Regions from separate parts of the Homo sapiens genome. Here region 2 is linked to region 1. A link is a contact called in ENCODE Hi-C or POLR2A ChIA-PET data. All regions are on one chromosome and are shown on one strand. The core of a region is the stretch at or near the end of the contact, and the rest is flanking DNA. Distances in the headings are between cores, read along the strand shown.

The links. Hi-C counts contacts between places; a loop is a spot of excess contacts on that map. ChIA-PET counts read pairs that join two places held with the same protein, here RNA polymerase II (POLR2A).
Region 2: a loop to region 1 is called in a map of ascending aorta, with 2.3 times the contacts of the local background. The contact joins the enhancer-like site here to the promoter of DLGAP1-AS2 in region 1. A Hi-C loop is called at or near these places in 1 of 168 maps with a recorded cell type or tissue (ascending aorta). POLR2A ChIA-PET finds 5 or more read pairs at or near these places in 3 of 52 experiments (AG04449, HEK293 and OCI-LY7).

The regions. Positions count from the first base shown.
Region 1 is chr18:3,599,749-3,606,782 of GRCh38, reverse strand. It overlaps DLGAP1-AS2 (DLGAP1 antisense RNA 2), which reads right to left and starts at 3,046. Exons shown (of 3, transcript NR_119377.1): 1 at 2,568-3,046; 2 at 143-229. All of the region lies in intron 7 of DLGAP1 (DLG associated protein 1), which reads left to right. RefSeq lists enhancers at 1,990-2,059, 2,437-3,230, 2,256-3,455, 3,231-4,025, 4,026-4,820 and 1 more.
Region 2 is chr18:3,911,199-3,918,043 of GRCh38, reverse strand. The region is part of intron 3 of DLGAP1 (DLG associated protein 1); the gene reads left to right. Among named protein-coding and RNA genes, the nearest start is that of MIR6718, 29 kb to the right of the region's middle. Within about 2 kb of position 1,788, at least 4 of the 41 ENCODE cell types and tissues checked have a DNase peak (open chromatin) inside an H3K27ac peak, as active enhancers do; they include OCI-LY7, where a contact is called at or near this core.

The DNA of each region.
Region 1 (7,034 bases), core at 1,797-4,296:
CTTTTTTATAATTACAAAATAATGCAGGTGCTTTTTCAAAATATAGGAAAATTCAGAGAAGCCCAAAGAATAAAGTAAAAATCACCCGTAATCCCATTACGTGGCTGTAACGACTTGATGTCAAAGCTGGGAGCTCACATACATAGTAATTTGGTATAGTTACAATAGTGATTTTCTTTTTCCTTTGTAAGAATCCACTTCAAATTCAGTTTCTTCTTACTATACTTTTCTGTCAAACAAAGCAAAACTACTGGTCAGTGTAGAAGGGGGAAAAGCAACAAATGCATATGATGGCTTATGAAGTACAACATATTACAATTAGGGAAAGAAATAAGTATTATTGCTGTTGTATTTCTGTTTGACTTACTACTCATACAACTGGTTATCTAAGCCCAAACTCTATAATGTAAGGAAGTAATGAAAACGTCTGTCTTTGAGAGCAGCGAATTCTTTAGTGTGGTTCTGGCAGGGGAAGGAAGCGGGGAAGGGTTCTAAGAAGCGGGGCCCAGTTTCATCCTGGCGAGTTGCAGCTTTCTTCCTGAGCGTGGTGACTCGTCAAGGCACCAAGGCTCAGGAATGAGACAGACATTAGAGCTTGTTCTGGTTGGCACCTCTAGGATAGTTTTGTCTGCACACTGTGCCTCTGAGGAATGGCCTCTACAAAGGGTCAGGATGCCAAAATTCTTTAATCTTTCACTTTCATTTTAAAAATGAAATCTGAATATCTCTCCATCTAATAGCAAACCACAGCGAGACCTTTTTTTTTCTTAATGTCCCGACCTGCCTAGGCAGGAATCCATTATGGTTGTTGTTGATTTTAGTGTTTTGTTTGAAGTCTCCTATTTCTTCATGAATTCTCTTTCACACAAACTTGTTAGTGGCACTCAGTGTCCTCGGTAAACTTTTTGGTTTTTGTTTACGGCTAGCTTTTAAAAATCTATAGACAGGCAAAAAAAATCTCCTGCCGCTAAAAAGCTCCGTGACCTTGGAAAAGTCACTTAACCTCTCTGGAGAAAGCTCAAGTTAGAGGGTCAGAGTAGTGGACTGGAGAGGATTTTAGAGATCAGAGTTCTGCCCTTCCTGTTTACAGATCTGACATTCAGAGAGGCCAGAAGTCACAACAGCTTTCTTGAAGTTTTATTATTTTGATTTTTAAGGAAAGGAGTCCAATGAATTTGCAAATTAACGAAGCAGTGTTTGAAAAGAAAATATGCAAGAGATACTTAAGTGTTAAAGGAAACTAAAGCTTTGAGAACTAGAGATAAGATACTTTAAAGTAACTATCCAAATTGGTTTGTAGGCAGCAAACGTTAACTGTGTAAAATGTGGAGCATTTGATGCACCAAGAAATATTTACTGACTGCCCACTTGGAACTTAAAAGTTCAGTTGGGAACCAAGAAGATAATTATAATGTAATAAGTGCTCTGCCTGATTAAAAACTGCTGTGTTCTCATGAGAACTAGGAAAGGCATTCAGAAGGACATTCCTGACGTCTTCTTGGAAGAGGTCGAACGTAAGCTCGTATCTGAAGGAAAAACCAGAGGAAAGAATATCCCTAACGAGGAATCGATTGCACATGCAAACCCAGGGAACTTGATGGGTTGAATAACTAAAGGAAAAGTGGTCAGGAGGAGGCAGAATTCTGAGACCTGAAAAGGGTGAATAGGAACTCTTATCCTGAGGGGAGATTTGTAAACTGCAGACTGACAGGACCTGCTGGAGGGTTTCCACTCTTCCTCTAAGTGTACACAATAGTTTGGAAACAGAAAAGACAGACCCAGTGAGACTAAGTAGAAACGTATTTCTCCAAATATTTTGACCTACAAAATGCATTTTCCCTGTTGCCCAGTATGTACACAGATCCGGGGACACGCACACACAAACTGAAAGAGGTTTCACAACAAGACTTACTTTTTCTACACAGGATGTACGCTGACATTTTCTACCTAACATTTTGCATTTTCTAAATGGTGAAACTGCATGACTCATCTTATTTCACTACCCACTAAGTGACAACTCAGAGTTGGAGAAACCTTGAGTTAAGGAAGTTGCTGTGATACTCCAGAAGATAACATTAAAACTGTAGGATCTAGGGAAGCAGAAAGATGCACAGAAGGATGTGGAATGACTCCACAGGGATTTAAGAGACTGGAGAGAAGGACCCAAAGGAGTGCTTACAGATAATGCTGAGTTTTGGCTTGAACTCGGGGCAGATAAAGGGATCGTGTACTGAGATGGGGAACCTTAAGTGAAAAATAAGGAGGGTAAAGGTATCACCACTTGAGAAATGCCCGATTCTTTTGTGTGTATGTGTGTGTGTGTGTGCGTGTGCGTGTGTTTGTAAACATAAATATGCTCCTTAATTTGAAGTACATCCCAAGAAAAACATGTAACTCCAGAAAATGTCCAAGTTTTATTAAAAGAAGAAGGGAAATGGCAGAAATGGAAAGAAGGGAATCAGTGGGGAGGAAGGAGTGGGCTCTAGCACTTAGGCACAAGACTCCACTTGGAAAGGACAGGCAAGATTCAAATCCCCGAGGGAACAGACAGCCCATATCAGACTCACCTGATGCTTCACTGCAGCTGCCATGGGGCTTTTATAAGCTGGGAATGGGTTAAGCATAGTCCCAGCTGTTCATTCAGCCACGATGTTGGCAGGAGTTAGCTTCTTTACACATAAAGTTGGCATCAAATTTGGAATTCACAATCACTAGTTCACGAACGTCACAGGCATTTCTTAGGCGCTTCTTATATAAATGGAAATACCATTAACTTTCTTCTTCATGCACGCTCTCTGACAGCATCGGGTCAAAGGAACTTTTTTCCTGCCTCTTTTCATAGCTTCCACCGCCCCATCCTTCTTCTAAATCTTTAATTTTGCAAAGCCATAGGGAGTGGTGGTAGCCTGTGGCGAGTTGAAGATTTTGAACAATAGGTGTTTCTGAGCTGGATTTATTGAAAGGGTCTTGTCTGTGTCCTGGGGGAGATTGTAAATGAGATGTCAACAGGAGCTCTTTTGTGTGGATGGCATTCATCCTGAAAGACAGGAATTCCCTTACTGTGCTAGTATTTAAAGTACATTTGTTGCTGCTTTTGCTAAAACTTTTCATCCAACTGCCGGAGCTAACAGCAATGAATGAGTCACTTGGTGTGATTGTAACTTCCTTCCCTCCTTAGCAAAGCAATGACTCAGTCATTTACATTTAGAAAGGAAGGCTCCTAAGAAGATTTCTTGGATTTTCATCAGCTTGAGCCTCTTTTCTTGACCATCACGTGGGCCTGATCTGTCGGCAATCCTGTTAACCCAGGGTGAGGGGAGTCTAGCCGGGCTGCTTTTCTCACTCCCTGGAAAACTTTTTGCTGTTTTGCTCGTTTCTTTTTTAAATCCAAGGAGAAAGACAAACACAATTTCCTGCCTTAAGCCCTTTTCCTTTCTCTCTCCCTCCGCCTTTTTTTTTGTAAAGGACAGGCAATTTCAGTTTACTATAATTACCCTGGGCTGAGGTTTGACTCACTCCACCTTTAGATGATAAGGCAACCGTTTTATTACTTCGCAGCCAGGTGCCTGAGGGTGACAAGACTTGCCTTTATCTGGTGACCTGACAAGGTTATCAGCAACTGCAAATGGGCTGAACCTCGGAGCAGGGACCATCAAAACGCTTCCCTCTCCTTGATCCATTTCCCAACCCTTTATTGGTAATTCATTTCAATCCGAAGACTAGCTCTAGTTTCTGCAAGTTCTTCCGCATTCCTACACCTTAGCTCTGTCCTCTTGTGTTCTCTTTGGAACACAGGCAGCGGCAACAGCAATCTTAATTATGAGCAGTCAGCTGCCCCCATGAGCCCAGAGCACGACCATGAAGTCTCAACCACAGTCCAGCACACAACACGCAGGATATATTTGCGTCCTCTGGCTTAGTCGATTTGCAGTATTTATAGTTGCTTTTTCAGAGTCGATACTTAATAACGTCTTTGACCTATGATGCTAGAAATCCCTCCAAAATAAAATCGTATTGCTTGTATCTTCTATGGTTCCTTTTGAAAACTGGAATATAATCCGCACCAGGAGGCAGTGCTGTGCTGGAGATAATAAACATATCTAGTGCTCGATCTATTTATATCTGCAGTTCATGAATTTATTTGTCTACCAACACAAGTTTCTTTGTTTTTTTTTTTTTTTTTTTTTTTGGACGGAGTCTCGCTCTGTCGCCCAGGCTGGAGTGCGGTGGCGCGATCTCGGCTCCCTGCAAGCTCCGCCTCCCGGGTTCACGCCATTCTCCTGCCTCAGCCTCCCGAGTAGCTGGGACTACAGGCGCCCGCCACCACGCCCGGCTAATTTTTTGTATTTTTAGCAGAGACGGGGTTTCACTGTCTTAGCCAGGATGGTCTCGATCTCCTGACCTCGTGATCCGCCCGCCTCGGCCTCCCAAATTGCTGGGATGACAGGCGTGAGCCACCGCGCCCGGCCAAAACAAGATTATTCTTTAATTCAAACTGTGTTACGTGCACTGTCTCGGTTATCTGGTGGGTGGGAAATGTGGTATAAAAGCATGCATTTTGGGAAATGGTTTCCAAAAAGTGTGTACTAGGCAAAGCTTGAATGAATGAAGGGTGAGAGTACTTGCAGACACACTTTTAGGTCAGTGTCCTGGGCAGCATCAAAGCTGCGCGGCACCCGGCTTGTACATAGCACGGAGCTGCCACCCTGTAGTGCAAAATTATAGTGGGCCAAGGTAAATCATATGTTTTATTTATTTATTTATTCATTCATTTGAGAAGGAGTCTCGCACTGTAGCCCAGGCTGGAGTGCAGTGGCCCGATCTCCACTCACTGCAATCTCCGCTTCCCGGGTTCAAGCGATTCGCCTGCCTCAGCCTCCTGAGTAGCTGGGATTACAGGTACTCGCCACCACGCCCAGCTAATTTTTTTTTTTTTCCGAGATGGAGTCTCGCTCTGTCACCCAGGCTGGAGTGCAGTGGCGTGATCTGGGCTTGCTGCAACCTCCGCTTCCTTGGTTCAAGCGATTCTCCTGCCTCAGCCTCCCAAGTAGCTGGGATTACTGGGGCAGGCCACCATGACCGGCTAATTTATTTGTATTTTTGGTAGAGACAGGGTTTCACCATGTTGGTCAGGCTGGTCTCAAATTCCCGACCTCAAACGATTGGCCCACCTCGGCCTCCCAAAGTGCTGGGATTATAGGCGTGAACCACCATGCCCAGCCGTAGGTTTTATTTTTCTATCTGTGAAGTCGAACTGTAGCCTGAGGGTAGCAGATGGGAAAGGAGGGGTTGGGAAGAGAATGGAAAAGATGAGTTAAAACACACACACACACACACACACACCCTTGCATATGTGAAGTGTTTATCTGTAAGACCACATCAGATTACTCCATTCTGGGCCAGGCGCAGTGGCTCACACCTGTAAACCCAGCATTTTGGGAGGCCGAGGCGGGTGGATTGCTTGAGGTCAGGAGTTCGAGACCAGCCTGATCAACATGGTGAAACCCCATCTCTACTAAAAATACAAAAGATAGCTGGCATGGTGGCAGGTGCCTGTAATCCCAGCTACTTGGGTGGCTGAGGTGGGAGAATTGCTTTAGCCCGGGAAGTGGAGGTTGCAGTGAGCTGAGATCACATCACTGCACTCTAGCCTGAGCCACAGGGTGAGACTCTGTCTCAAAAAATATATATATCTATATATCTATCTATATATCTATATATCTATATATCTATCTATATCTTTATCTCTATATCTATATATCTATATATCTATCTATATCTATATATCTATATATCTATATCTATATATCTATCTATATATCTATATATATCTATATATCTATCTATATATCTATATATATCTATATCTATCTATATATCTATATATATCTATATATCTATCTATATATCTATATATCTATATATATCTATATATCTATATATATCTATATATATCTATATATCTATATATATCTATATATCTATATATCTATATATATCTATATATCTATATATATCTATATATCTATATATATCTATATATCTATATATATCTATATCTCTATATCTATATAGCTATAGATATCTATATAGATCTCTATAGATATCTATAGATCTCTATAGATATCTATATCTCCATTCTGTAATGTATATAGACATCATTCCACACTGTGGAAAGAAACAGTTCAAATCCCCTACCAGGGCCCTTACTACAATTATAATAAAAACGAATAAAAAGAATGTTTCTGGCCAGGCACGGTGGCTCATGCCTGTAATCCCAGCACTTTGGGAGGCCGAGGCAGGTGGATCACCTGAGGTCCGGGGTTCGAGACCAGCCTGGCCAACATGGTGAAACCCCGTCTCTACTAATACAAAAATAAGCTGGGAGTGGTGGCACTACTCGGGAGGCTGAGGCAGGAGAATTGCTTGAACCGGGGAGGTGGAGGTTGCAGTGAGCCGAGATCGTGCGTGCCATTGCACTCCAGCCTGGGTGACAAGAGAGAAACTCCGTCTCATAAAAAAACAAAAACAAGAAAAAAGAATGTTTCTGAGTACAGTGTGTGAATCACATGCATGGTGATGAACTAATGAACATCCAGAACTCCAACAGGAGACAATGTCAGAAGGATTAACAAATCTGACCTTGACCCTGGGCAACATAGTGAGACCCTGTCTTTACAAACAGTTTTTTAAAACTTAGCTGGATGTGGTGGTGTGCGCTTGTGGTTCCAGCTGTTCCGGAGGCTAAAGTGGGAGGTTCGCTTGAGCCCAGGAGTTAGAGGATGTAGTGAGCCATGATCACACCACTGCACTCCAGCCCTGGCAACAGAGCGAGACCCTGTCTCTTTAAAAAAAAAAAAAAAATTGGCTGGGAATGGTGGCTCACGCCTGTAATCCCAACATTTTGGGAGGCCGAGGTGGGCGGATCACAAGGTCAAGAGATCGAGACCATCCTGGCCCACATGGTGAAACTACATCTCTACTAAAAATACCAAAATTAGCCGGGCGTGGTGGCGCCTCCTGTAGTCCCAGCT
Region 2 (6,845 bases), core at 539-3,038, 310 kb before region 1:
AAAACTGATTCCTTTCTTTTTAGTACAACTGCTGATGATTATGAAGGAGGGAGAGCCAAGGAGTGGGGTACAGCGGCTCCTTGAACCTGGTTTCCTTTTCTTTATCTCCTTTCTACAGTCTTCACCACCACCACTACCCTTTCATATCCACAATATATAAAGAAAAACGTGCTTATTTTAGTTTTTTTTCTGAAATTTTTCCTTTTCCCCTAGGTACTGACTCTCCCATATACACAATTTTCACAATATAAGCAAATTTAAAATGATCATTATCGCTCTAGCAGAGTATTTACTACATAGCCTTACATATCTATAATGCTGCATTAAAAAATCATCCAACGTATGCCTCACAATTGTCAGAGCCAGTCTTCTCTTACTTATACTGAAATTTACTTGATAGCAAATGATGGTTGAATAGAGCAGCTCTTTGGTGTTTACTCAGTACATGCCTAGTGACTTCACAAACCCTCACATTTATAAATTCTAGTGTAGATCATTACTCTATAAAATGATGTCAAATATTATATAACATATACAGTAATATTGTAGCTGACTCCTCCAGAAATGAGAACACATAGGTAACAACAAACTGACTGAGAAATGGATATTGGCCTCCTTGGACTTTAGCCATCACTCTTAGACTCACGTCCAGTGCTTTCCCTTTGTAACCCATGGGTGCGAGAGCTGGAATGCTGCTGACTGCCGTCTGCAGGGTCCTCAGCCCCTAATGCAAATCCCTGCCTTCTATAACAAACACCGCATTTGCTTTCTGGGAAATTTAGTAAAGATGCTTCTCAACTTATGACGGGTTTATTTCCCAATAAACCTATTGTAAATTGAAAATATCATTAATTCAAAAATGCATTTAGTACAGCTAACTTACCAAACACCGTAGCTTAGCCTTCACCTAACCTACTTAAATGTGCTCAGACCATTTACATTAGCCCACAGCTGAGCAAAATGATCTAACACAAAGCCTATTTTGTAATGAAGTGCTGACTAGCTCATGTAATCTGCTGAGTATTGTACCAAAAGTGAAAAACAGAATAATTGTATGGGTACTCAAGGTACAGTTTTTATTAAATGTGTATTGCTTTTGCACCATCGTAAAGTCAAAAAAATCCTACACCAAACCATCATAAATCAGGAACTGTCTGTATAGTGTATGTGCAACATGGAACATCCTGATGCATTCTCTATGCTGTTTCTTCCTACCCTTTCCACCCTCTCCTCCATGCACATCCCTGCTACAACGATCAGCTCATTCCCCACACCCTTCTACAAACATCAGCTCCTAGATTAGGTAGGAGGCGGTGAAGCCTAATGGTTGCAAGCACAGACTCTGAGGTCTGTGTCTCATTGGTGAAGATATTACATTGTGCATGTTCTTAGAAGCTAAAGGGAAGAGTTCCAGGGTAGCAGTTCAGTAAATGCTGTTGTTTATAATGATACTGATGATCATGATATTATAGCATGTGAGTGAATGTTCAAGCTCCATACCAACTGAGCAATGGGTCAGGATTTTCTTCCCTCAAAGTCATATAGGTTATGACTATGAGAGCTTTAGGTAGATCTGAGAGGAGTGGAACCGAGTTGTGACTGTTGTACAGTTTTTCATAGTCCCCATTTGAAAGCTGTTCTTATCTGAGGCCAGCAGACCTTTCCCTGTGGAAAGTGTTATCTACCAAGCATTGGTGCAGATTGGGATTGCACGTGCTGTCCTGCCCACTCTTGACAGATGGCAGGGAGCCCAAGCCGTCCATATGCTGCTCTGTTCTCCGAGAAGACACGGGCACAAAAACAGATTTGGCTGGTGCAACTGTGACCGTGGGTGTCTCTGAAGCAGCGTCCCTGTCCTTGGGCTATTCAGCACCAGACAAGGTTCCAGCAGTTGAATATAGTCTGTGGTGGACAGCAGAGAGCAAATCCAGCCCTCAGATGTTGAGAGGGAAGCCTTATGGATGTCCTTGGGGATATTAATTTGTTTACTTGAGCAAGGGTGACCATAATTCAGTGTCAATCTGCTTCTACACTGTCCTTTTCTGCTGATGGGCATCTTGCTATAGTAGAGTAGGGAATTTTCTCTGTTTTCATTGACTTTTACTTTATAGAAATTCCACAAAAAATTAAAAATAGAACTACCATCTATCTAAGGTCTAAGACTTGTCAGGACTTACTATTCTTTCCTAAAAGCAGTAAGATGTCTTCAGATGACCACAGAGGAAGACTACAGGAAAAGAAAAAAAAAATAAATAAGGTTTCAAAATAAGTTTTCAGAGAGATGACATTCTCCCAAAAAGGAAAACTTGAAATTTTGCATCCAAATGTAACTGATATTTCAGAAATAGCTTGTTCTATGCCAGTATGCTGTTTTCCTTGTTTTAACTTTTCTTCTTCCTTGTGATCATTATTTTTAAGATGCAAAGATTTAATTGATCTTAAAACCCTCCAAGTGCACAAAAGAATTCCCAGGAACAGATCAATCATATCTTATGTTTGGAATTAGGTTCTAAATGCCCTTTTTAAGTTGCAATTAGCAGCTTCCATCTTTGTTCCTTTTTAATCTCCTCAATTACCTTGCTAAGTCATAACTGGGCCCCTCCTTCCATGAGCTGCACTGCAGTGAACTGCCACTTTACCAAGTCACCCACTATTTTAAGTCTGCATGAGGTTCACTTCACAGGGACTTTGACTAAAGCTCAGCTAGTGTGCTTTTGGCATTCTCTTATTTTTATACATAATTGTCACAGCTGAGCTTATTAAACTCAGCTTATGATAAAACTAGTAAAATTCTTATTAAAAGAAGCCATAGTTTCCAGAGCAAGGAAACAAATCACCCAGTTTAAAAATGGGCAAAGGACCTGAATAGACATGCCTCAAAAGAAGACATACAAATGGCAAACAGGCATATAAAAAATGATCAACATCACTAGTCATCAGGGAAATGCAAACTAAAACCACAATGAGATACCACCTCACACCTGTTACAATGGCTATTAACAGCTGAATGTGGTGGCTCATGTTTATAATCCCAGCAGTTTAGGAGGCTGAGACAGGCAGATGGCTTGAGCCCAGGGGCCCAAAACCAGCCTGGGCAACATGGCGAAACCCTGTCTCTACAAAAACACAAAAATTAGCCAGGTGTCATGGCATGCACCTGTAGTTCCAGCTCCTTGGAAGGCAGGAGGATCGCTTGAGTCCAGGAGGTGGAGGTTGCTGTGAGCCAAAACTGCACCATTGCACTCCAGCCTGGGTGACAGAGACCCTGTCTCAAAAAATAATAATAACATGGCTATTATCAAAAGAATGAAAGATAGCAAATACTGGCAAGGGTGTAGAGAAAAGGGAACCCTTGTACACTATTGGTGGGAACATAAAATAGTACAGCTGCTATGGAAAATCATATAGGAGTTCCTCAAAAAATTAAAAACAAAACTACCATCGAATCCAGTAATCCAACTTCCAAAGGATATATCCAACTTCCAAGATATATATTCAAAGGAAATGAAATCAGTAGTTGAAGGGAGAGCTGCACCCCGTGTTCACTGCAGGGTTATTCACAAGATGGAATCAATCTAAGTGTCCATCAACAATGAATGGATAAAGAAAATGTGGTTTATGTATTAAAAATTGAACACTATTCAGTCTTAAAAAGAAAGAAATCCTGGCACTTGCAACAACATGGATGCATCTGGAAAACATTATGCTAATAAAGAAAGCCCAGCACAGAAAGGCAAATACTGCACGACCTCACTTAGATGTGGACTCCAAAAGACTGGAGCTCGTAGAAGCAGAGAGTAAAATGGTAATTACCAGAGCCTGGGGGAAAGGGAAGGATGGGGAGTTCAGAAAGTATACAAAGTTTCAGTTAGACAGGATAAATAAGTTCTGCAACCTACTGTACAGCATGATGACTATAGTTAACCTATGCTCCACTGTACTTGAAATTTGCTAAGAGAATAGATATTAAATATTCCCCCCACCCATAAATAAAATAAAATAAAATTACCTATGGTGGGGAAAAAGAAAGCCATAGTGACAATTGGAAGAGCTTTTCATTAAGGCAGCATTGGTGAGTAGCTGTGAAAGTAAAATGTAATCAGTTTCCAGTTCAAATTAGTAACAGGTTTCCCATTTGTCATTTAGTTCAGTATTATTCTTTTGGTTTCTGTTTGGAAAAATATATATCAACCTTGTAATGTTTCATGTAATGTTCCTTGTAACATCCATGCAATGTTTCTAAGCTAGCAAGACATGCCGTAGTAGATTAGGGAGAAGACATCATTTTCAGCCATAGTATATTCATACATAGAAAGATAACTAAAGAGTGAAACTTAGTTTTAAGGAGCAATATTAATGAGAACCTAAAACTATCAGATATTTTGCTTCCGTCAGCTGAGATTTGATCTATTCTGAAATTTTAAGTCCAAAAGAATCTATATTTCAATCCAGCCATAGAAAAGTAATTGTTCTCTCTGATCTTGTATTAGCATAGAAAGTAGAAAAAGTAAATATATGCTTCTTAAGGAAAATTCAGAAATTTTTTATATTCCATGTAGAGTGATAAACAGAGGCTATGTTTAATAGAAATATTTACCATTTTACCTGTAGTTCCATAACAGCTTCCTGCAAATAATTCAGAATATCTCTTTCTGGCTGAGCATGGTGGTTCACGTCTGTAATCCTATAACACTTTTAGAGGCCAAGGTGGGAGCATTGCTTGATCCCAGGAGTTCAAGACCACTTGAACAAAGTGAGACCCCCTCAAAACAAAAAAATTTAAAAATTAGCCAGGTGTGATGGTGCATACCTGCAGTCCCAGCTACTCAGGAGGCTGAGGCAGGAGGATCACTAGAACCCAGAAGGTCGAGGCTGCATTGACTCCAGCCTGGGTAACAGAGTGAGACCCTGTCTCAAAAACAAAACAAAACAAAAAACAAAGTATCTCTTCCCACTAAGGAATCCTAAGGAAGAAGTAAAGACTATAGAACCACAACTGGTACAAACCTGAGATCATCTAGTTCAGTGGTTTATTTTTTTTCTTCAGCTGTGGAAAACATTTTTTCAAACAAAAACTTACACCAAAGGGCTGATCTATAAATAGCTTATGGTTCTGGATGGAGCAGGAAACACAGAGTTCCCCCAGCTTGGCTTCCCACCACACCCAACCCTACACAGTCACCAAAGGACTTTTTCAAATCACAATATTAGCCCCACCTCAGACTCTTTTAGAACCAAGGAAACAAAGACATGGAAAGAAAATTTGACTTGGTCAAATTCACCTACCCAGCCACAGAGCTGAGGCCTCAGCAAGTCAGGACGCTTGTGGACACACCAGCCTCCCACAGTTCCATATGTTTCCATCAGAGGCACGCCCCTATCACCTCCCTGGTTTGGCATTTCTCCAGAGCACTTGTGACCTGCCAGATATTTATTTTATGTATTTATATATTTAAATATATGTTTATTCTTCTAACATGTTCGTTCTGTTTATTTTCTGTTTCTTCCACTAGACTGTAAGCTCCCTGAGGGAAGGGCTTTGTATTTGGTTTGTTCCCTGAGCTATCTCCAGTGCCTAGACTAGTTCCCATCTCATAATAGGCTCATAATAAGTAATAGTACCTGGGAGAATAAACCTCGCACACTAGGCCTCATATTAGGTCAGTCTCCCCGACTAGATTGTGAGACCCTAAAAGAAAAGAGCGAGTTTCCTTCATTTGCATTTCCCCCACAGAACTTAACACAGTAGGTGCTCTGACAACAGTTATTGATGTGAATTGACATTGTCTCACCTAAAACAACAAAACATATGAGGTAAAGCATTAGAGTTGTTGGGAGCACAAGAAATCTTATTTTGGTTTATTAAAGTTTAGATATCCATAAAGAACAGATTAATATGTAACAAACTTTATTTCCAAAATATAAATGAGTCAAGAAGAATAAATCCTTTGTTGTTTCTTGGGGCATTAAATACCATACATCAGCAGTTTCAAAACTTCAGCACATATCAGCCTGAAGCGCTTACTAAAACACAATTTTTGATTCGACAGGACTTGAATCTGAGAATTTGCATTCTAACAAGCTCCCAAGTGATGCTGCTGCTGTGGGCCCAGGGACCCACTTTGATAACCAACTGCCATTGAGTGACTTTTCACTGCTGTATGCTAATTTGACATTAAGTAAATATTCAACCTCTGGCACATGCTGAGCCTATAGCAGCTAAGTAGATGTATCAATTCACATCTTTGGCAGCCCAGCTGCAATAAGAGAGGAAGGAGAAGTGCTATGATTCAGTAAAAGGAATCAAGTCTTGTTCATTTCAGTTCCTGCTAAATAGTTCACAAAAGAGCCATCAATCAGCTCATTAGAAAACTGACTTGGATTGCTTTTCTGTAGGATTGAAAATTTATGTAATGCCCTTGCTGGGTGATTCAATTAGCTAGAGCATACCATGTCACCACACACCCCACAATGAGATATATTCTAGTCACTGAACAACTTGAAAATGAGCAAACAACTTCCTAGTTATTCCAAATGTTCTAATCCATCTACTGACAGAGTCTAGGGAATACATTTCTCCTGATAATCATATAAAATGAAAGTTCCAATTATGAGGGGAAAAGAAGAAACTTTCTTTAAATAAAGATCCAATCTTGATTTATTTGCATGACTAATACCTCTATTCCCTTCCCTTACCCTCAGAAAAAGGGTTTATTTAATTCATTTGAGATAATTTATGCAAAATCAATTCATTCAACAAATTTTATTGATTACAGTTGATAAGCCAACTACTGTGCAAAAAGTAATCAAATATGTATAAGATCCAGACTTCATCCTAAAGAACT